3 separate regions of the Homo sapiens genome follow, and all the other regions are linked to region 1. Evidence: chromatin loops called from intact Hi-C (ENCODE). Cell type or tissue: heart right ventricle. All regions are shown on one strand.

What was found. Hi-C counts contacts between places; a loop is a spot of excess contacts. Peaks named below come from ENCODE experiments on the same cell type or tissue, not always from the same donor. Only the 100,000 strongest peaks of a DNase experiment are listed, where the experiment ranks them.
Region 2: a loop joins it to region 1, with 3 times the contacts of the local background. A loop is called at or near these places in 22 of 110 quality-filtered maps.
Region 3: a loop joins it to region 1, with 4 times the contacts of the local background. A loop is called at or near these places in 25 of 110 quality-filtered maps.

The regions. Positions count from the first base shown.
Region 1 is chr6:137,309,624-137,317,623 of GRCh38, forward strand. It overlaps LOC105378017 (a long non-coding RNA gene), which reads right to left and starts at 4,492. Exons shown (of 3, transcript XR_943043.1): 1 at 4,381-4,492. RefSeq lists an enhancer at 5,467-6,067. In heart right ventricle, a CTCF peak has its summit at 4,882 (motif pointing left); DNase peaks (open chromatin) are centred at 4,517 and 4,838; H3K4me3 peaks cover 561 bases.
Region 2 is chr6:137,197,494-137,205,493 of GRCh38, forward strand. It overlaps IFNGR1 (interferon gamma receptor 1), which reads right to left. Exons shown (of 7, transcript NM_000416.3): 4 at 6,839-7,011; 5 at 6,006-6,192; 6 at 3,388-3,515; 7 at 1-1,146. The coding sequence ends at 538. Among named protein-coding and RNA genes, the nearest start is that of IFNGR1, 18 kb to the right of the region's middle. In heart right ventricle, a CTCF peak has its summit at 4,798 (motif pointing left); no DNase peak of the experiment used is centred here; H3K27ac peaks cover 2,890 bases.
Region 3 is chr6:137,072,374-137,080,373 of GRCh38, forward strand. No RefSeq gene overlaps it. Among named protein-coding and RNA genes, the nearest start is that of IL20RA, 31 kb to the left of the region's middle. RefSeq lists an enhancer at 4,273-4,482. In heart right ventricle, CTCF peaks have their summits at 4,323 (motif pointing right) and 4,535; a DNase peak (open chromatin) is centred at 4,348.

The DNA of each region.
Region 1 (8,000 bases):
GAGTCTATCACAGTTGGTAGCCTGCCTACAGTTGTGTTTCTCTCCAATTCAGCCTCCATACTAACTCACAAACAGGTCAGGTGATACTTAGCAGCCTTAGAATTAAATCCAATCTCCTAACCATGGCTTCAAAGCTCATGTTAGTCTGGCTCCTTTATACCTACTGCTACTTTCATCCCTCTCCATTCCCCATCTGAAACCCTACCCTCTAGGCACAGGAAACCTGTATTAGTTCCCCAGAATAAGCCATAAGTCATATTTCTCTATTGTTAGGGTCTCTGCTCATTTTCTTTCCCCTCTCAGGAACACTCCTACCCACATTTCACCTGGCTCACTTCTGCTGGTCCATCAACGCTTTCCTGACTCTTCACACAGAGTTCAGAACTCATTTTATGTTTTCCCAGAGTATCCTCCGCCCCTCTATCAATACTTACCCCACTGAATTGTAATTGGCTGATTACTTATTTACATCTCTCACTACACTGAAAACTCCCTGGGATGGACACAATTTCTACTGTATTGCACCCCAGTCCTTGGCACAATAACTTATTTAGCAATTGTTTGTTAAATTCATGAGAAAATAATTTTTTTCTGCATCGTGTTATTACTGTATATGTAAAGTCAACCTGATTATAGTACTTTCTCAAAAACTTTCAAATCATTTTCTCATGCAATGAGAAAATTGCATTTAGGGATTTTGCATTTTATTTTTATGTGAATAGATCTCATATATATGTCATAGCTCTACTTTGCTAGTTTGGCCACTTTGGGGGAATATGTAACTACAAACAACGTTAGATTTCAGACTCTTCATCTGCAGTACAAGAACAATGCATGTTGGAATAATTTTGAAAATGAAGTAATATTGCATACACTAGGTACACTAAACCCAAACATGTAATAAAGTGCCTAAAGTTTTTTTTTAATTTTCATTATTTTTTTCATTTCTGATCATTGTGAATTGACTTTTACTTTTTTTCTCTCTACCACGCCCCACGGAAAAAAAAGTTGCTAATTAATACATTTTCTACTAGTTGAAACAGGGAGGAAATATTAGTTCAAATTGTCTAAGTTTATCCAGTTAGATGGTAGCAAGCTAGGATTAAAACTAGCCTTTCAATTTTCTATTCAGTGTAGTATCCACTTTTCTCTGTCTCTTTTTTTTTGCTTGCATAGATATCACTCAGTTTTCTTTCAAGGAAATGTCTAAATTTACTATTTGTAAAACAAAAGCATATTATTAAACTTTTTTTTTTTGGTGCAGGAAGAAGAGACACAAAGACTTTCTTTGCAAGGCAGGATTTTTTCTTATATTTGATTATGCAAACTTTTGGGGCCTGAATTGTCACATAAACATTCAATTTCCTCATTCATTCATTCATTCATTTATTCATTGATTAGGCCTTTATTAAGAGCTGGGGTGAAAGAAGATTTAGGAACCTCTTCAGAGAAATAAACCTTGAGAGAGAAATAGAATCTTCTAGAAGAGAAGAGGAACGAATAGCATCCTTGGCCCAGACAGTCCTGGAAAACAATAACCTGAACATTGCTGTGCGTGGTGGCTCCTGTCTGTAATCCCAGCTACTTGGGATGCTGAGAGGGAGGATGGCTTAAGTCCAGGATTTTGAGTACAGCCGGAGCAACATAGTGAATGCCTGTCTCTAAAATAATAATAATAATGATAATAATAATAATAATAATAATAAAAAATAACCTAAACATCCTTCTAAATGACCAGTTTCTTATTTCTCTACATAGAACTATGCAGACAGCTCTTCGTGAGATCTTGACTATAGTACAATGATTTTTATTATTGACCAACTTCACCCTGCTCCTATACAGACTATAAATTTCTGGGCAGCAGAAATCATCTCTCTTTCATCTTGCATTAAACTAGCACCTAGTCCAGTGTCTTGAACATAGTAGGCACTCAAAATGTTTGAGAGGCACATGCCTATGTTTTAAAATGTCTGATTTAGGTAATTGGGTCCTCTTGATCATTTTGCTGGTCTGAGGCTGATGGACATTAACTGATAAACAGACCATCATTGCTTAAATCTCCTCTTTTGTGCATTCTGGAGACACTACCTCTATTACCTGTTCTTCAGTTGCCCTTACTCACCTCCTCTCTTCACCTCTCTTTCAGTACTTCTTTTTAATTGTTGCTGCTCCTATTCATTAAGCCATTTGAAAATGTGGGCTTGCTTTCCTGATCGGGCAGCATCTGTGACCCTAAAGGAACTCATGATTCAATCCTTCATGTGAATACTTAATAACACATTTGAAGATAACCTTTTACTTGCACACTAGATATGCACCAGAATTTAATCTTATTTTCTGCATTTCCTACAATATAAAAGTCAAGTCCCTTACCAAGACTTTTGTTTCAGAGACTTAAGATCCCATTGCCCTTGATGGGGTTCAGGACTCACTATCCCAAAATATGGAACCTTGGCATATTGGGCATTTTAAGCTGAAGTAATTTGAGAAAACTGCAGAAGTGGGAAAGTCACTCTCACTTGCTTTCCCACTCCTGCTGCTGGCCTTCTTCCGGTCATAAAACCTGGGAGGATATTCTGACCCTCCCCTGAATAAGGTCATAAGACTCTCATGTGAGAGATGCTTTCCTTATACCCAGAGGACAGGAATATCCTTCTCTCTGAAGATGAAGGGTAACAGAGAAGAATCTGAACAAACAGGCCTTTTCCCAGTTAATGGTAATAAACTTCTTCCAGTTTATTACCATTAGATGATACTCTTTTTGCCCTGTCATATTTCTTCATGACTGTCCACTCTTCATCAAATCTACTATAAAAAACATTCAGGTCCGGGTGCAGTGGCTCACGCCTGTAATCCCAGCACTTTGGGAGGCCGAGGCGGGTGGATCACGAGGTCAGGAGATCGAGACCATCTTGGCTAACACGATGAAACCCTGTCTCTACTAAAAATATGAAAAATTAGCCGGGCATGGTGGCGGTCGCCTGTAGTTCCAGCTACTCGGGAGTCTGAGGCAGGAGAATGGTGTGAGCCTGGGAGGCGGAGCTTGCAGTGAGCCAGGATCCCACCACTGCACTCCAGCCTGGGCAAGAGGGTGAGACTCTGTCTCAAAACAAAACAAAACAAAACAAAAAACATTCAGGTTGAACTGTTTCTTCAGGTCTTCATTTCCTTATGAAGGCTCTGGTATCATGTACAATTTATATTAAACACATTTCTATGCTTTTCTTTCATTACTTTTTTTTTTTTTTGAGACAATGTCTTGCTCTGTCACCTAGGCTGGGGTGCAGTGGTGCAATCATGGCTTACTGCAGCCTTTACCTCCCAGGATCAAGCAATCCTCCTGGATTTTTGTAGATACAGTGTCTTCCTATGTTGCCCAGGCTGGTCTCAAACTCCTCAGATGAAGCAATCCTCCCACTTTGGTCTCCCAAAATGTTGGGATCACAGGTGTGAGCCACTGTGCCCAGCCTCTTTTGTTAATCTTCATTTTGTTATAGGGCCTCAGCCATGAACCTAGGATAAGTAGAAGGAAAGAAATATTTTTCCTCCCTTCCACCCCCTATATTTGCTGGCTCATTTCCCCCACCTTTCTCCAGAGATCACAGATTTTAGCTAATTATGGCTTTTTGCCATTCTTCAGACACGTTCTGCTCTTCCTCATCTCTGAACTTGGTTTTTGTTGATCCCTTTCCTAGAAAGCACTCTCCTTCTTTGCCTCTTCTAGCAAAATCCTACTCCTCTTTCAGCCTCTACTTTGTGAAGAGGTCATTGCTTCTGTCCCTAACTCTCCATAATTTCCAGATGAATGAATGAATGAATGAATGAATGGTTTACTTGACAGTTCAGATTTGTTCAACATGAATTTACTACCTCTTTCCTATAAGTCTATTTTTAAAACTTGTTTTGATTTGATACTCCTGATTGATTAATTAATTTGATTTGTCTTTTTCTAGCTTGGGATCCCCTTCAAGTAGTTCTTGAGTCAATTTTTTCAATATCATGATGAGCATATAATAATATATTATTTTGTAGATATTCTTCATTTTTCCCCATATGTAGGCTGTTGGTTTAACCAATTTATAAGCCCGGTGCTGACCAAGGCTTGAGTCTTTATTTATTTTTGTGTACATTTAGGTTTCCACTGTCTTAAGACTCAAAGCCTAAAATGGGCATTATTCTCTTTGACGAGTCTTCATATATCACATATGCCTGTAATAGTGTGCATTTTAAGGAAACACGGTGGATTTCTTTTTAAGTGCAGATGGGTTATTATTATGGAAAATAAGACAAAAATATCACATTGTATCTTCTAAGAAAATTGAGTGAGAGGAGAAAGTTACTATCTGACTTCGAGTTCATCAGAGAGGCTTAATGACTCACTAGAACAGAGGGCCCACTGGGAATTCTCAGTTCCACTGGAGAAGTCTTATGCTTGGACTAGATCCAGCTGCTGTGGTCTGCATCCCAACTCCACCGATTGGCAGCTATGTGACTGGAGCAAGTGATAAACTCCCCGTGCCTCGGTTTCCTTTTCTGTAAGATTGGGAGTAATAATGGTGTGCACGTCACAGGGTTCTTAGGAGAACTAAGGGAGTAAATATTTGTAAAGCCCTTAGAACAGTGCCAGACACATGGTTAAGTGCTGTAAAGTGTTGTTATTTCTGCTTTAGAATTTCTTCCACTTGTTTTTTAAGTTGGAGAAAAAAAATGCTTGTTCTCACTTTTCTGGGTTTCGACTGGAAGAATTAGAAAACAGTACAAGACTTTGAAGTTCTACACAGGTTCAGCTAACCACCATAAATTGCATCCCTGCCGCCCCCGCCCCTCCCCCTCACAACTATTTGAGGATGCTGCCCTCTCGTGGTCACTCGGCACTGCTTCTATAGCTCAGCCAGTTTGAATTATATCAGAATTTTCTTTGTCTCCACCTTCCTTTAACTTAAAGGCTCATTTGTCAGAAGTTAGAGTATTGCCCTCTGTGCATTACTCAAAGCATATCTGCTAATAACAGAAACAAAGGTGGATTTCAAAAACTTGAATGCCAAATATAATTGTTATTTCAATGGTTAGAAATGATTAGAAAATGATGTATGAAATTACAAAATGTATTGTCTTAGGTGTTTTTACTGATATGTTTGAAAATGAGATAAATAATGGCTAAGTTCACGAGGATCAAGAGGAGATCTCTTTGATAGTGATTTAGGCATTCCTTTTAGGAAAAAAAAATTATGACCTCTATCAGGTATAGTTATATTTCATATTAAAATTTAGATTGTTATATTAAGATTTTATTACTTTGGCAACATATTTTCCAAAATTAAAGAGACAAAACTTACAGTCATTAAAATGATAGCTTATGCTGTGTAGGAAGTCTATTAATATTACAGATTTTATGTTTTTCATGATCAAATTTTCTTTAGTCAGTGCACCAACTGTCTAAACCCTGTTTCTTCAGGAATCTCATATACAGAGATTTATTTTCAGGTGAATTTGTGAAAAATTCTTCTTTGCCAATTCTTTTGATAACTTACATAACTCTGGAGTACAGTTTGAGGAATGCAGCTCATCTCCACTGGGTGAACCATTATGCAATTCCCAGCACCAAAAGAGGAACATCAGAAGATCCGTGACTATTTATTTACACATTTGTTATCGTTTCTACTCGAGAATAAAGAATGAGTTTGAACTCTAAAAGCTCAGCCTGCAGGAAGCCCCATCAGTCTCTCCACACTTCTGCTGTCTTTCCTATTGTAGGCGGAACATTATTCAAACCACAGGCTCCGAACTCCCAGGTAACTGAAGCCAGCAGGAAGCTCTGTTTGATATCAAGTATGTTCTTTATCAATCTTTTTGTTGTGATGGGAAGAAATGAACCAGCTTTACTTTTATCTTGCCCTGTTTTAACATTACCCAGTAGGTGAATGCTTTATTGGTATGCCTTGGCCAAAGTCTTTGATATATACTGATTTTGTGGTCATAAATTTCCCATATTAAAAACATTTTTAATGGTTTTCCATCTACGCATACCAACCATAAAGTTTCACATGTCATGTGCTTTTATTAAAAGTATATTTAAAATTCTGCTGATAGGAGTCACCACATGGAAAACACAACTTGATTTTCCTTATTAGATGCTGGGAGACAGAAGCCCTTCTGCCATCAGACAGAGTCAAACCTAACAATGCAATCCTGAACTTTGGGGTCAACATTGTAGACTCTACTGAACACTCAGTCTTCATGCTTTTTTATGTTAGAAAGACTCAGTGAAATAAGAAAATGAATTGCCTTTATTTTTTTCCTCCGCAAGTAGTTGGTTTTCAATGATCAAGCTAGTTTTGTTTTTTGACACACAGGTAAACTATATATTGAATCTACTCTTCATTCTTTGAAGAATATTATTGTGTCATCTTGTTTGGATTCGGTGTCAGTTTTACAGGGAAGGTACCAGTTTGAGCAAAATATAGACATTTAAAGCAGTACACATGTTTAAAATGATTTTAAACTTGTGTCTTTATCTTTCCTACATCTTTTTGTTCGATGCACGATCGATTTTGGATGTTGTTTGTTCCAAATCCCCAAAATTCAAATAATTGAAGTCAAGGAATTCAGATTTTCCTGACAGAAGAAAATTTCGTGAGAACATTTTACACTTTTATTTTAGATCAACATTACTGACTGGTACCTTTTAGTACCTTTTGTGATTTAAAGCCTATAAATATGTTTTTTAGTACCTTTTGTGATTTAAAACCTATAACTACTTTAAGTATCAATTATCTCAGGGCTATCTTCATTCCAGTATTAGAAACAATACATTTATTTAAACACATACTTTTCTCACCTTAGAACATTGTAACCTTCTCACAGAATTAGTGTACTGAGCAAACCTCCATTTGACATTATTGCCAGAATATTTAAAGACTATTACTGAAAAGGAATAAATACATGAAAAGACTATTTTATTGTTCTTGTTGAACTTTTCATTTGAAACCAGTGCCTCGGTCTTGGTGCTACTGACATTTTGGGCTGCATAATTCTTTGTTGTAGGGGCTGCCTTGGGCCTTCTACAATATTTAGCAGTATCCCTGGTCACTACCCACCAGATGCCAGTAACACTCCCTCCCCCACTGTAATAACCAAAATGTTTTCAGACATTGCCCAATGTCCTCTGAGGAACTGAATTCCTACCTCCTGCCAGAACCACTGTTTTAAACCAAAAAACTGTGTACCACATTGCTTCTCTTGCAACATCTCCAGTCAGGACTTGGCCATTTTGCATGGCTTCCAAGATCAGATGTAGGATATATGGTCACATACATGTAGCTACATGTCTCCATATTTTTCTACTTCTTTTCCATCTTCCTCCCTTCAACTATAGCATGCTTCCCCACAAATATGCACATGTTGAGGCTAAATTTGCATTATGTTGGCCATCACAGGCTGGAGACTCCAGGAGACCTATGTTTGCATTCTCATCACTCTCCCAAGCCTAAGTCAGTGCACCCCCCCTTTTTTTTATGGAGTCTCGCTCTTTCGCCCAGGCTGGAGTGAGGTGGCACCATCTTGGCTCATGGCAACCTCTGCCCCCCAGATTCAAGTGATTCTCCTGTCTCAGCCTCCGTAGTAGGTGGGATTACAGGTGTCTGCCTGGTCTTGAACTCCTGACCTCAGGTGATCCACCTGCCTCGGCCTCCCAAAGTGCTGGATTACAGGCATGAGCCATCTCGCCCAGCCAGTGCATCCTTAAAAGGATGATCACACCTGTTTCATAGGTGCTGTGGGATTGATTACATAAGGAAGTGAATTGAAAGAAAACTAATTTCAAGATAACGTTCTTTGTGACAGGCATGAGGTAGGTGATGTATTTAGGTTACACTACATACTCCCAACATTTTACATAGAGAGAAATTGTGATGCTGAAAGACAGAATAACTTTTTCAAGGGCATACTGGTGTCAAATAGAGAAGTCACCTGTGCTTTCAAGGTACCTAAAGACTTCTCAC
Region 2 (8,000 bases), 110 kb before region 1:
AATTCTTTATTTAAAAATCTCTAACTGTAATGTTTCATAAAAAATATACACGTTTCTATTTACATATTCCATTAATTCTATTAGTTTGAATTAGATTTTAAGTCCAATTTTGAAAAGCTTGCAGAATTTCTTCTGAAATTACTTAAAATTACTGTATGCATAAACTTACAAAAACATATGCTATACCAAGGCAGAGAAAAGAAAAAAAGTGAAGTGGCTACAAAGGTCCCTGGGGCATCACCTGCTCACCTAGGAACCAGGAGTACTGGATACTGTTCCGTTACTGGTAACCTATCTGGATGTAAAGGTTCATAAGTTACAATGCTTTTTTTGTTTAAAAAAAAAAAAAAGTCTGTACTTTACAAGCCAAAAGTGAAAATGCCACACATCCTCTTTACGCTTTCATGTACACTAAGTCACTCCATTTGGTTGATACCAACTAAGATACAATTTCTGAGATCATAATCTTTTCATGAAATTAAAGCAGAAAACTGTCCAGGAAAATCAGACTTCAAAGTTGGTGCAACTTAGCTGATCTCATGAAAATTCTTTGGAATCTTCTGTTGGTCTATAACCAATCAAGGACTCTTTACCGCTATCATCCACAAGTAGATCCACTAGCACATGTGGTTTATCATAACCAAAGGAGGTGGGGGCTTTTATTACGGTTATGAGCTCTTGTCCTTCTGTTTTTATTTCACCTTTATTATTTGGGGGAAATTCTGAGTCAGATAAGGAGCTATGTGATTCCAGACAGCTGGAATCAGTATCAAAACCATTTCTGGAGTGATCACTCTCAGAACAATTTCTGGAGTGATACGAGTTTAAAGCGATGCTGCCAGGTTCAGACTGGTTACTACTTAAAGGTGAAGAACTCTCTCTCTCTATTGGAGTCAGATGGCTGCCCGGGACCACGTCAGGAATATTTTCTTCAGTAGTCACCACTTCTGTTATACTAGAAAGTTCTTCTGTATGTTCCACTTTTCCTGGATTGTCTTCGGTATGCATGCCTGGAACTGTTGCTGGAGACAACGGCTCTTCACAGACCACCTCCTTTTCTAAGGAAAATGGCTGGTATGACGTGATGAGTGATACATATTTTGATTCAGGTTTTGTCTCTAAAGTAGCACTTCTTACCACAGAGATCTATGGGGAGAAAAATTGATTAAAGATAAAAAATTGTTAAGCTTAAGTGCCTACCCTCAAAAAAAACAAAGGTCTGAAGTAATGGACCACCAAATGGCACATTTAGGATAATGGGTGAATCAGATGTTGCCATTTCTTTTTAATGAAAGGTCCCATAGTAATATTAAAAACAAAGTTTTAGAATTTTTAAAAAGCCATCAGATATCTTACTAATATATGTTGCTTTTTGTACGTTACTGTGATGGTTAATACTGAGTGTCAACTTGATTGGACTGAAGGATACAAAGTATTGATCCTGGGTGTGTCTGTGAGGGTGCTGCCAAAGGAGATTAACATTTGAGTCAGTGGGCTGGGAAAGGAAGACCCGCCCTTAACCCGAATGGGCACAATCTAATCAGCTGCCAGCATGGCTAGAATGTAAGCAGGCAGAAAAATGTGAAAAGAGAGACTGGCCTAGCCTCCCAGCCTACATCTTTCTCCCATGCTGAATGCTTCCTGCCCTTGAACATCGGACTCTGAATTCTTCAAGTTTGGAGCTTGGACTGGCTCTCCTTGCTCCTCAGCCTGCAGATGGCCTATTGTGGGACCTCTGATCGTGTGAGTTAATACTAAATAATACTAAATAAACTCCCCTTTATATATATATATATGAAAAATATAATTAATATATATTATATAATATATAATTTATAATATATAATATATAATTTATAATTTATAATATATTATATAAAATATAATTTATATTACATAAAATATATAATTTATAATATATTATATAAACATATAATTTATAATATAATATATAAAATATATAACTTATATTATATAAAATATATAATTTATAATATATTATATAAAATATATAATTTATAATATATTATATATAATATATAATATATATTATATAACATATAAAATATATATAATATATAATATATAAAATATAGATTTATATAAAGGGGAGTTTATTTGGTATTATATATATATCTTTATATATATATTCCATTAGTTCTGTCCCTCTAGAGAATCCTAATACAATTATCTTCCACATGTACGCACATTATGTTTACAAAGTGGGCACATCTACTTAAGTAATATTCTCATTACTTGCCTTCATCATTATAATTTTTAGTAGCTCATATTATTTCTTTATACTGATAAATAATTTAATAGATGGGGAAATGTTTCCAATTTTTACTAGCTATGGAACATGTTAAATATCCTGTACATCTTTTTATTTATGAAATTATTTCCTTATAATACATTTTTTAAGAGTGGAGTGACCATATCAAAGAAATGGTATGTTTACGTCACTATTACACTGAATACCCACTGTGTGCTTTTATTCTTACCAGGGCTAGATTACTTTTCACCAGCATTTACCCGTTATGCTACTGCTGGTACTACTGGATATCCAGGTTTCTTTTTTCTTCTCTAGCGCGTGTAAAATGGCATACTGCAAGGTTACTTTGTGCTTAATTACTAGTAAGAATAAAATATTATAATTCATTTGTGAGTTGACTACTAACTGTTGAGAGTTCTTATCCACTTTAAAGGTAGTTTATAGCAAATTTTAATGTGCCCTTTGAGCATCACAGATATTATTCCTGTCATATTTGACTCAAATAGATACTATTCTGTTACCTTTAAATGTTCTTTACATCAAAGGCTTTGAAATGTTGGACATTAAAATCGTCAAACTCCTACGTTAGTCTCATTTTTGGCCAACTTTCCTTTCATACTCCAACCATAATGAAGTGTTTCTGTATTTGCAGAGCTTTCAAAGTCATGCTTTCTTGGCTCTGGACCTCAGCACATTCTGTCCCCTAGTGCCTAAACTCCTGTATGTCCCTCAAGACTGCTCAGGCATTGCCTCTGGAAAAGCCATGACTAACCCCACCCCAAAGCTGGACAAAGTCCTCATGGGCTCAGGTATAAATCTTTGAATCTATCACACGTTATATAGCCAATGTATATTTATCTTTTCTTCCCCCTAGACTTTAAGATCTTTAACAGAATTGTCTCACCGTGTTTTTCCCTGAGAATAAAAAAAAAAACAAAATACTTGCTGCACAGCAAAAGACACAGTATGTGATTTTGCATGTGTGGTAGACTGACTGATTGATGGCAGGTGACATCTTGTTGAATATCATTCTACTTTAAAAACATAATTTAAGAAACTATCAAAAAAGGTTCAAGTTAACTTTTTAGTGTATATAAAAAAATTAAATACATTACCAAGGACTTGGGTAATATTATGCTTTTTTCCTTCAATGGATTAATTTTCTTAATATAAAAACAGATGAATACCAGGCTAAGCACTAGAAAGAGTAGTAAAGCAGCAACAACTGGAATCCAAAGAGAACCTTAAAAAAGGCAGAAATCACAAGTTACAATTAAGATGGAATACTGCTATTATCTATCAAAAAGTCTTAGTGCCATTCTTGAATAGATTTACAAATTAGTGAATAGGGCCAGAGTTTTAAAGAACACTGAAGGAAGCAGAAGTTAGGAAATCTGAGTAAAAAATTAGGTATCTGTCTTAGATAGCAATATGGTTCTTCCCAGCTCTGCAATTCTAGAACTTTCTGGGACTATTCTACTATGACACAACATAGTTAAAATAGCTTTTCTACAATAATTTCCTTACAGCCCTACATACAGTGTGTTTCCAGGGTTATGCATTTCTTTCGGTTAAAAATGCAAAAGAATAATTTTAAAAATACCTCTCCTTAGAAACAAATTCTGGCAGCTGGGCACAGTGGCTCAAGCCTGTAATCCCAGCACTTTGGGAAGTCGAGGTGGGCGGATCACGAGGTCAAGAGATCGAGACAATCTTGGCCAACATGGTGAAACCCCATCTCTACTAAAAATACAAAAATTAGCTGGGTGTGGTGGCATGCGCCTGTAGTCCCAGCTACGTGGGAGGCTGAGGCAGGAGAATCGCTTGGACCTGGGAAGTGGAGGTAGCAGTGAGCTGAGATTGTGCCACTGGACTCCAGCCTGGTGACAGAGCGAGACTCCATTTCAAAACAAAACAAAACAACAAAAAAAAAAAGAAAGAAATTCTGGCAATGTTTATTGCTCTTAAGATGATTTAGCCCCACTCCTCAGAATTTCCTGTTACATTTATTTCACGACTGCAAATACTTATAAAGCTTCACAGATGTACATGCACACAGCAATGCTGCACAGGAATAAAGTCCCCTTAGTTATAAACCAGACATAAATAATATAAAATAGGAAAGATTTGTTTCCAAGCACATACATCTAGAATCACCATTGTGTACTTTGCTGTAATGCTGCCTTTTATTTTTGCAGCACAATCTTCAGTATTTTTTTTTTTTCATAGTTCTCTCTTCCAAATTAACAGCACTCTAACATACTGTGACAATGTCCGGCATCCTTTAGGGCATTTTGTTACCCAGAATTTTCTAACTATGGAAGTTACTAATGAATGCTTCTATTACGCTTATTACAGGGTGTGAAAAAAGTTAAATCATTACAAAAGTAAAAAGGAAAATAACTACAAAACCAACATTAGTGCTGTTAGAAGTCCCACGGGCTGAGCAAGTGCTGGCTGCAAGGCATTGAGGCAAGCAGGCAGGGCTGCTGCTCAGGAGCCACGGCAATGCCACCGTGTGGCCATACTATCAGTGCAGTGTATAATTCAGGCTAAAAACAAATCTGCGGCATTTGCATTATTTCAAATTTTGAGCATTAAGAAGGGTTTTATTTTTCAAATAGCATAACGAAAATTAGCATAAAATGCATTGCACTGCTTTAAATCACCTATTTGAAACCTTCATATAATGGCTTGAAGTTATTAGTATTGAATTTTAGGTGTTTGTTCTGGCTCTTCAGCCTATATTTCCATTCCTCGAAAATATACTTGCATCATAAAATTTTAAACCTATGAAATCTATTCTAAAAAAATCCTAAGGAAAAAAATATATGTATACACACACACACACACACACACACACACACACACACACACACAAAGATAATCATCAAAGCATGAGTTACAATATATGCTTAAAGCAATACACAAAATCATATATACTATACAATATGATCATGTCTATGTAGAAAAACTAAAGAAAATATCAAACTGTGAATAATGGGGTATTTTTGCATGGTAGAACTACAGATTATTTTGTTTTCTTCTGGTTTTTCATATTTTATAAATTATCTATAATGAACACTTACATTTCCTAACTGCAAAGAAAAGTCCAAACTTCTTTAAGGTTCCTGACACCTGAGAGTAACAGTTCTAAAGTTCAAGTTCTAGCATATATATCTCTACCTCCCCACCCCCCACATTAAAAGATGAAATAAAATTAATTATTGTAAAATGTTATAAAAATGACCCATTATCTATTATTCAAACCCATCTATAAACTTTTTTGGATATTAATCTCGAGTCTTTGTCCAGTCCACGTCATACAGTTGTAACCAGTGATCGTTCCTGCTCTTCAGTCTTTAAATTACAATCCCCATAAAGAACATTTTAGTGGATTCACAACATCTTGCTATGGTGAAGTAACAAACTGACTTATAATTCATAATCCTGAAATGCAAACATTTGTGTAGTTTTATGTACTTATTATATATTTTTTCTTTCCTGGGTCAAGGGGCCATCACATGGCTTTCCAAATTAGTTGTTCTATATCTTTAAATGTGTGAGAAACTGCTTTATTTTTAATTTTGAACTTCTCTAAGGAATGGAACTAATGCAAATGAATATTGTTAAAACAGATCTTTTGAAACTGCAAATGAGTTTGCTTTCCTCACATGATCCTATTTTAGTTACTGCTCCCTCTATATTTAGAAAAAAAATGGCAAGAACTTACCTTTTATACTGCTATTGAAAATGGTAATACAAACTTCTTTTGACTTTTCAGTTGTAACACCCCACACATGTAAGACTCCTTCTGCTGAAACACAGTACTGAGAATTCAGTGAGGATACTGGAATCGCTAACTGGCACTGAATCTCGTCACAATCATCTTCCTTCTGCGTGAGTATTTTATACTGGATCTAGATGAAAAAAGAAAACAGTGAAAATGCACAGCTTCTTTTAATCTGAAAAAAAAAAAAAATCACCATATTAGTCCTGGTCAAACAACTGAAGAAATATATATGATTGACTTGAACATGTCTAAAAATAGCTTTACTATCAATAAGTCAATTTGTTACTTCAACACAGCACGATACTATGCATCTGTTATATTCCTTATAAAAATGGTAAATTTAAAAACTCAAATTGCAGGAATGTTTATTGTTAGTTGTTAAACTAACAAATGTTCATTTGTCCTATTCATTTGTCCAGAAATTTAGCTGGTGGGAAACAGAAGTATTAATATTACTTTACGTCACCGCCAATGAGGAAGAAAATCCTCATTTTACCAGTGGAGCAATGGAGGTGTACTGGGAAAAATCCTAGATTAGAGCCATTCTGCTAAATGAAGCAAATAAAAACTAAATGTATTCACATGGTCAGTGTTAGTGACTAACTCTGTATCATTTTTGCTTTAATAGCATTCACATATTTTTCTTATCAAATCTATGATCTGTGAGTCTTGCTTGAATATTTATAAGCATCCTATTTTCATTACACTACAGAAAGGAACAACTTTTGCTAGCTACACAAGAATTTCCATTATGAAAAATGTGAAACACATACCTCACTTCCGTTCATTCTCACATACACATTGTACACCCTAATGTAACAGGTAGTTTCGGGATCATAATCGACTTCCTGCTCGTCTCCATTTACAAAAACTGAAGGGTGAAATATGTCAATCATGATTTGCTTCTCCTCCTTTCTGATATCCAGTTTAGGTGGTCCAATTTTTCCTGGGGAAGGAGGAGGAGGAAGTATAATAAATACTGGCCTTGGAACTAAATGGTACATTTCATAAAATTACCAGAATCTATCAATCAACCTATTGTTTTTGTTCTGGTTGTTCTAAAGCAGGACCACATTTAAACCACTCCACAAATATCTAGAAGATAGTCTCGGGGTCCTTAATAAACAAATGTTTCATAAATCTCAGGCAAGAAGTACTCTTATTTAATCTGAATGCCTATTTAGCAGTTTAATTTCATTTCTAGTTGTAAATAAAAATAGTTATAAACTTTGGTTAAAAAAAGACTTCACATAATATAGACTCTATTAAGTAATTTTTCCTTTATCTTTGCTTCTGTGGATTAAGAAGCCTGGATTCTAAAAAACGTTTCAGAAATGGCATTAGTTTTCTTCCCTCATCAAAACTCTTTTTACTGTGAAAAATCAGAACTTATTCCATAAATATTTATTAGGTCTTTGATGTTTGAGACTTTGTTGTGAACCATTTATCTAGTCTTCACATATTACTGTGTACCACTGTGTGCCAGGCAGGTCTGTTTTTAACCCATCAGTGTATCCTCAGGGCCCAGTATACTTTCCGGCACGTAGTAGGCCCTTGATAAATCTATATGGAAAAAAATCTAACATGCAGATGGTGTGGTAATCATATGACAAAATTGTGGACTCTGGGGAAGAAAAGTATTTAAAGGGTAAGGAGAGGAAGAGCCTGTAGAAGAGACCGAGGTGGCACAATCTAAAAGGCAGGAGCAGAGAAAGGAAGTGAGGCTAGAGGGAAAGGGACCCAAGGGCTAGAAGACTAGGGAGGAGTCAAGTGACTAAAGGTGTCTTTTACCCAGGAGTCAGGGTCTGAGAGCTAAGGCAGGATGTCATAGTTGGAATACAGGAACTGGAATTAAAGATTCAAGAGTTTGAGGTGACAGCAAACATCAGGTACACTATGGGAGTGGGATGCTGGAAGACTGAAGACCTGAAAATC
Region 3 (8,000 bases), 240 kb before region 1:
ATTCAGGAAACTCATCAAATGTGCAAAGACACACATAGGCTCAAAATAAAGGATGGAGGAATATTTACTAAGCAAACGGAAAGCAAAAACAAAAACAAAAACAAAAAAAGCAGGGGTTGCAATCCTAGTGTCTGATAAAACAGACTTTAAACCAACAAAGATAAAAAATGACACAGAAGGGCATTACACAATTGTAAAGGGATCAATGCAACAAGAAGAGCTAACTATTCTTAATATATATGCATCCAACACAGTAGCACCCAGATTCATAAAGCAAGTTCTTCGAGACTTACAAAGAGACTTAGACTCCCACACAATAATAGTGGGAGACTTTAACACCCCACTGTCAATATTAGACAGATCAATGAGACTGAAAATTAACAGGGATATTCAGGACTTGAACTCAGCTCTGGACCAAGTGGATCTAATAGACATCTACAGAACTCTCTACCCCAAATCAACAGAATATATGTTCTTCTCAGCACCACATTGCACTTATTCTAAAATCAACCACATAAGTGGAAGTAAAACACTCCTTAGCAAATACAAAAGAACAGAATCTCTCAGTCCACAGTGCAATCAAATTAGAACTCAGGATTAAGAAACTCACTCAAAACAGCACAACTACATGGGAACTGAACAACCTGCTCCTGAATGACTACTAGGTAAATAATAAAATTAAGGCAGAAATAAATAAATAAGTTCTTTGAAACCAATGGGAACAAAGACACAACCTACCAGAATCTCTGGGACACAGCTAAAGCAGTGTTTAGAGGGAAATTTATAGCACTGAATGCCCACAGGAGAAAGCGGGAAAGATCTAAAATTGACACTGTAACATAACAATGAAAAGAACTACAGAAGCAAGAGCAAACACATTCAAAAGCTGGCAGAAGACAAGAAATAACTAAGATCAGAGCAGAACTGAAGGAGATAGAGATATGAAAAACCCTTCAAAAAATCAATGAATCCAGGAGCTGGTTTTTTGAAAAGATTAAGAAAATAGATAGACCCACTAGCCAGACTAATAAAGAAGAAAAGAGAGAAGAATCAAATAGACACAATAAAAAATGATAACGGGGATATCACTGCTGATCCCACAGAAATACAAACTTCCATCAGAGAATACTATAAACACCTCTACACAAATAAACTAGAAAATCTAGAAGAAATGGATAAATTCCTGGACACATACAGCCTCCCAAGACTAAACCAGGAAGAAGTCGAATCCCTGAATAGATCAATAACAAGTTCTGAAAGTGAGGCAGCAATTAATAGACTACCAACCAAAAAAAGCCCAGGACCAGATGGATTCGCAGCCAAATTCTACCAGAGGTACAAAGAGGAGCTGGTACCATTCTTTCTGAAACTATTCCAAATAATAAAAAAAGAGAGAATCCTCCCTAACTCATTTTATAAGGCCAGCATCATCCTGATACCAAAACCTGGCAGAGACACAACAAAAAAAGAAAATTTTAGGCCAACATCCCTGATGAACATTGATGCAAAAATCCTTAATAAAATACTGGCAAACCGAATCCAGCAGCACATCAAAAAGCTTCTCCACCAAGATCAAGTCGGCTTCATCCCTGGGATGCAAGGCTGGTTCAACATACACAAATCAATAAACATAATCCATCACATAAACAGAAACAATGACAAAAAACCCACATGATTATCTCAATAGATTCGGAAAAGGCCTTTGATAAAATTCAACACCCCTTCATACTAAACATTCTCAATAAACTAGGTATTGATGGAACGTATCTCAAAATAATAAGAGCTATTTATGACAAACCTGCAGCCAATATCATACTGAATGGGCAAAAGCTGGAAGCATTCCCTTTGAAAACTGGCACAAGACAAGGATGCCCTCCCTCACCACTCCTATTCAACATAGTATTGCAAGTTCTGGCCAGGGCAATCAGGCAAGAGAAAGAAATAACAGGTATTCAAATAGGAAGAGAGGAAGTCAAATTGTCTCTGTTTGCAGATGACATGACTGTATATTTAGAAAACCCCATCATCTCAGCCCAAACTCTCCTTAAGGTGATAAGCCACTTCAGCAAAGTCTTAGGATACAAAATCAATGTGCAAAAATCACAGGCATTCCTATACACCAATAATAGACAAATGGAGAGCCAAATCATCAGTGAACTCCCATTCACAATTGCTACAAAGAGAATAAAATACCTAGGAATCAACTTACAAGGGACATGAAGGACCTCTTCAAGGAGAACTACAAACCACTGCTCAAGGAAATAAGAGAGGACACAAACAAATGGAAAAACAATCCATGCTCATGGATAGGAAGAATCAATATTGTGAAAATGGCCATACCACCCAAAGTAATTTATAGATTCAATGCTATCCCAATCAAGCTACCATTGACTTTCTTCACAGAATTAGAAAAAACTACTTTAAGTTTCATATGGAACCAAAAAATAGCCCCTATAGTCAAGACAATCTTAAGCAAAAATAACAAAGCTGGAGGCATCACGCTACCTGACTTTAAACTATACTACAAGTCTACAGTAACCAAAACAGCATGGTACTGGTACCAAAACAGATATATAGACCAATGGAACAGAACAGAGGCCTCAGAAATAGTGTCACACATCTACAACCATCTGATCTTTGACAAACCTGACAAAAACAAGCAATGGGGAAAGGATTCCCTATTTAATAAATGGTGTTGGGAAAACTGGCTAGCCATATGCAGAAAACTGAAACTGGACTCCTTCCTTACACTTTATATAAAAATTAACTCAAGATGGATTAAAGACTTAAACATAAGACCTAAAGCCATAAAAACCCTAGAAGAAAACCGAGCTAATTCCATTCAGGACATAGGCATGGACAAAGACTTCATGACTAAAACACCAAAAGCAATGGCAACAAAAGCCAAAATTGACAAATGGGATCTAATTAAACTAAAGAGCTTCTGCACCACAAAAGAAAGTATCATCAGAGTGGACAGGCAACCTACAGAGTGGGAGAAAATTTTTGCAATCTATTCATCTGACAAAGGGCTAATATCCAGAATCTACAAGGAACTTAAATTTACAAGAAAAAAACAACCCCACCAAAAAGTGGGCTAAGGATATGAACAGGCACTTCTCAAAAGAAGACATTTATGTGGCTTCAACATTTATGTTGAACAAACATGAAAAAAACCTCATCATCACTGGTCATTAGAGAAATGCAAATCAAAATCACAATGAGATACCATCTCATGCCAGTTATAATGGCAATTATTAAAAAGTCAGGAAACAACAGATGCTGGAGAGGATGTGGAGAAATAGGAACGCTTTTACCCTGTTGGTGGGAGTGTAAATTGGTTCAACCATTGTGGAAGACAGTGTGGTGATTCCTCAAGGATCTAGAACCAGAAATACCATTTGACCTAGCAATCCCATTACTGGGTATATACCCAAAGGATTATAAATCATTCTAGTATAAAGACACATGCACACGTATGTTTATTGCAGTACTGTTCACAATAGCAAAGACTTGGAACCAACCCACATGCCCATCAATGATAGACTGGATAAAGAAAATGTGGCACATATACACCATGGAATACTACGCAGCCATAAAAAAGGATGAGTTCATGTCCTTTGCAGGGACATGGATGAAGCTGGAAACCATCATTCTTAGCAAACTAACACAGGAACAGAAAACCAAACGCTGCATGTTCTCACTCATAATTGGGAGTTGAACAATAAGTACACATGGACACAGGGAGGGGAATATCACACACCAGGACCTGCTGGGGGTTGGGGGGCTAGAGGAGGGATAACATTAGGAGAAATACCTAATGTAGATGAGGGGTTGATGGGTGCAGCAAACCACCACGGCATGTGTATACCTATGGAACAAATCTGCACTGTCTGCACATGTATCCCAGAACTTAAAGTATGATAATTAAAAAAAAGAACTTCTGTTTTATTAACTGCTTGGCACCTAGTAGGTACACAGTAAACATTTGTTGACTGAATAACAAACTTTATTCTGAAAAACTAGAAAAAAAGGAATTTTGGAATTTTATATTTTATCAACTGTTGAACATGAACATTTATTAAATTTTATGATGCAATTTAAAACACAGTAACTCTAGCAAGAGATAGGTGCTTATCCTGAAAGTAAAAAGTGTAGCAGAGAATATGGAAGGATAAATATTATTGGTAGAACCTGGTCTGCAATTAGAATTTTCCTGGAGTTTCACAGGGTTCTCCAGCTTGAAAGGACAAAAAGCAGAAGTTGGGATCTGGAGCATAGTGGGCTCCACCCTCAGCCATCTCTGTGCCCAGCACATTGGAGATGCAGCCAGCTAGCCACTGGGTGTCACTGTTCTCTCATGCTCCTCAGTCTGGGTGTCCTGCCAGGTCTCCTTAAGCATGAATATGCAATGTCCTGGTTTACAGCCATGACAGAGGGCACAGACTCACCTGTACAGGCCTTCTCAATATGGAATCACATACTGTTCCTACATAAAATTGATTTTCGGTTCTGAGCAGCACAGAAAGGTTTGAAGAGATGAGTGGTCTCAAGTGCGGCTCTTAGCTTTAGTCTCAGCCCTAAAACGGCGCTCAGGAGTAGGAACACAGCTGCCAGGACATTTCCCTGTCACTCAAGAGCTGATAGGCTTTTTTTCAGGTCCAGACCTACAGGCAAGGACTGGAAATCATTTGGGTTTCACAGCTGGTTTGGATGATATTCAACAATAACACCAAAATTCTTCCATTAAAGAACAAAACAAAAAAATAGGAATTGAAAAACAAGGGTCGGTGACCAGTTTGTGTCGAAACATGCCAGCTGCTCTTACTTTGAATGAAATTATTTGCAGCACAAGGTTACAGCTCGCCTGGGAAGTTTATCTTCAGCCAGTCTCATTAAGATCTCCCAACCTGCACGCAACACCTGTTTGTCTCCATTACTTATCCACCATATAAATATAATAAATAGGTGAGTTGCTATGGATTGCTTAATTGTGGTCTGCTCCCTCCCCTTGGAGCCTTGTTCACACTTATTGATTTCAAGGCATGAATAATCCTCAGAAACTTGCTCCACTCTGATTGGGAGTATTTCCTTTAAAATTCATTTATTCAGGCCAGACCCTGTGGCTCATACCTGTAATCCCACTTTGTGAGGAAAAGGTGGGAGGGTTACTTGATCCCAGGAGTTTCAGACCAGCTTGGGGCAACATGGTGATAACTCATCTCTACAAAAAATACAAAAATTAGCTGGGTGTGGTGGCACATGCCTGTGATCCCAGCTACTCAGGAGGCTGAGGTGGAAGGGTTGATTGAGTCCAGGAGTTTGAGGCTGCAAGGAGTCGTGATTGTACCACTGCACTCCAGCCCGGGCCACAGGGTGAGACCCTGTCTCAATATATATATTATTAAAAATACATATAAATAAATAAAACGTATTTATTCAATGACTCACCAGACATTTATTGAGTGCCATCTTCTAAGGCCCAAGCACTGTTTTAGGGGCTGGGGATACAGCAGTGATACAACAAACAAAGTCTCTATTACTGCCGAGCCCACATTCTAGTGTTTAACAGAGATTAAACTAAAGGAAAATTGCCCAGATCATTTCTGTAGGTGTCAGGAGGTGGATGTGGCCTTCCATCACCAAGAAGGTGGTTTAGTAGCTCAATGAGTAGATGAGGCTCTAGTGAGAGCAGTCACATCCCAGTATAAGAACGGCAACAGCCCTGAGCAGCTGCTTTCTTCATTTCAATTTTTATTCCCTCCAGTCAGTTCACAAATAGCCAAAGAGATTCTTAAAAGTTAAATCTTATCTTGTAGCTTCCTTGCTTCAAATCCTTCAATGGTTTATCACTCCTCCTAAAATGACAAGACAAATCCTGCCATGGCTGTGAGTTGTCCCCTGCCTATTTCCCCAGCCTCCGCTGACAGCCATGCTTCCACTCTCTAGAGATTCATTGGCCATTTTGCCCTTCCTCTAATTGCCAGGCACTTTTCTGCATTAGAACTTCTGTATATGCTGTTTCCTTTGACTGGAAAGCTCTTTTCTGATCATCCTTCCCTCCCCTCACATGCAAACTCACCGTTTAGTGTCAGCTTGAACTGCAGCCACTTCTGCAGGGAAGCCAGTCCCCCTAGGTCAATCAGGTTTCCCTAGTTCCATAGCCCTTCTAACATTGATGCCCATCATACCTCTCAAACACCTGAGCCAGCACATCGTTTCCCAGTGCTGTCTCATTCCAGTCGCTGAACAGTTTGACAATTGACCTCTACAATGTGTCAGAGTATCAGTTCTCTACCCGCCACGCTTTGGGTGGGGGGTCCTTATTGCAACTGGCCAAATGGGTAATCAATTTCCCAGATCTCATAATGGAGTCTGCCTCCTGGGACCACTTCTGTAACCAACTGTTTGTTTATTTTTCAATCGGTTTTGGGGGAACAGGTGGTGTTTGGTTACATGACTAAGTTTTTTAGTGGTGATTTCTGAGATTTTGGTGCACCCATCACCTGAGCAGTGTACACTGTACCCAATATATAGTCTTTTATCCCTTACCCACCTCCTACACTTTCCCCGGAGTCCTCAAAGTACATTGTATCATTCTTCTGCCTTTGCATCCTCATAGCTTAGCTCCCACTTATGAATGAGGACACATGATGTTTGGCTTTCAATTCCTGAGTTACTTCACTTAGAATAATGGTCTGCAATATAATCCAGGTTGCTGCAAATGCCATTATTTCATTCATTTTTATGGTCGAGTAATATTCCATGGTGTATATATATATACATATATATATATTTCAAATATATATACACATATATATATTCCAAATATATATACACATCTATATATTCCAAATATATATACACATCTATATATTCCAAATATATATACACATATATATATTCCAAATATATATATACAGATATATATATTCCAAATATATATATACATATATATATATTCCAAATATATATATACATATATATATTCCAAATATATATATACATATATATATATTCCAAATATATATATATATATATATATATATATATATATATATATATATATATATACCACAATTTCTTTATCCACTCACTGATTGACGGGCGTTTGGGCTGATTCCATATTTTTGCAATTGCGAATTGTGCTGCTATAAACACATGTGTGCAAGTATCTTTTTCGTATAATGACTTCTTTTCCTCTGGGTAGATACCCAGGAGTGGGATTGCTGGATCAAATGGTAGATCTACTTTTAGTTCCTTATGGATCTCCACGCTACTTTCCAGAGTGTTTGTGCTAGTTTACATTCTCCCTAGCAGTGTAAAAGTCTTCCCTTTTCACCACATCCATGCCAACATCTATTATTTTTTGATTTTTTGATTATGGCCATTCTTGCAGGAGTGAGGGTGGTATCGCATTGTGGTTTTGATTTGTATTTCCCTGGTCGTTAGTGATGTTGAGCATTTTTTCATGTTTGTTGGCCATTTGTGTATCTTCTTTTGAGAATTGTCTATTCATGTCCTTAGTCCACTTTTTGATGGGATTGTTTATTTTTTTCTTGCAGATTTGTTTGAGTTCCTTGTAGATTCTGGATATTAGTCCTTTGTCGGATGTATAGATTGGGAAGATTTTCTCCCACTCTGTGGGTTGTCTGTTTACTCTGCTGATTATTTCTTTTGCTGTGCAGCAGCTTTTTAGTTTAAGTCTCATCTATTGATCTTTGTTTTTGTTACATTTGCTTTTGGGTTCCTGAAATCCTTGCCTAAGCCAAGGTCTAGAAGGGTTTTTTTGATGTTATCTTCTAGAATTTTTGTGCTGTGTAACCAATTGTCTTCGGTTGGGTCCCCTGAAAACAGCTCTGATATGGAGATGTATGGGCAGCAGTTTATTGGTGAGTGCTCCAAGGATCAACACTGGGAAGGTGCAAGGGAAGCGATATTCCTAGAGAGGCACAACTGTGATGTAGTTTCAACAGAAGCTTTGGCCAAGCCCAGAAGGG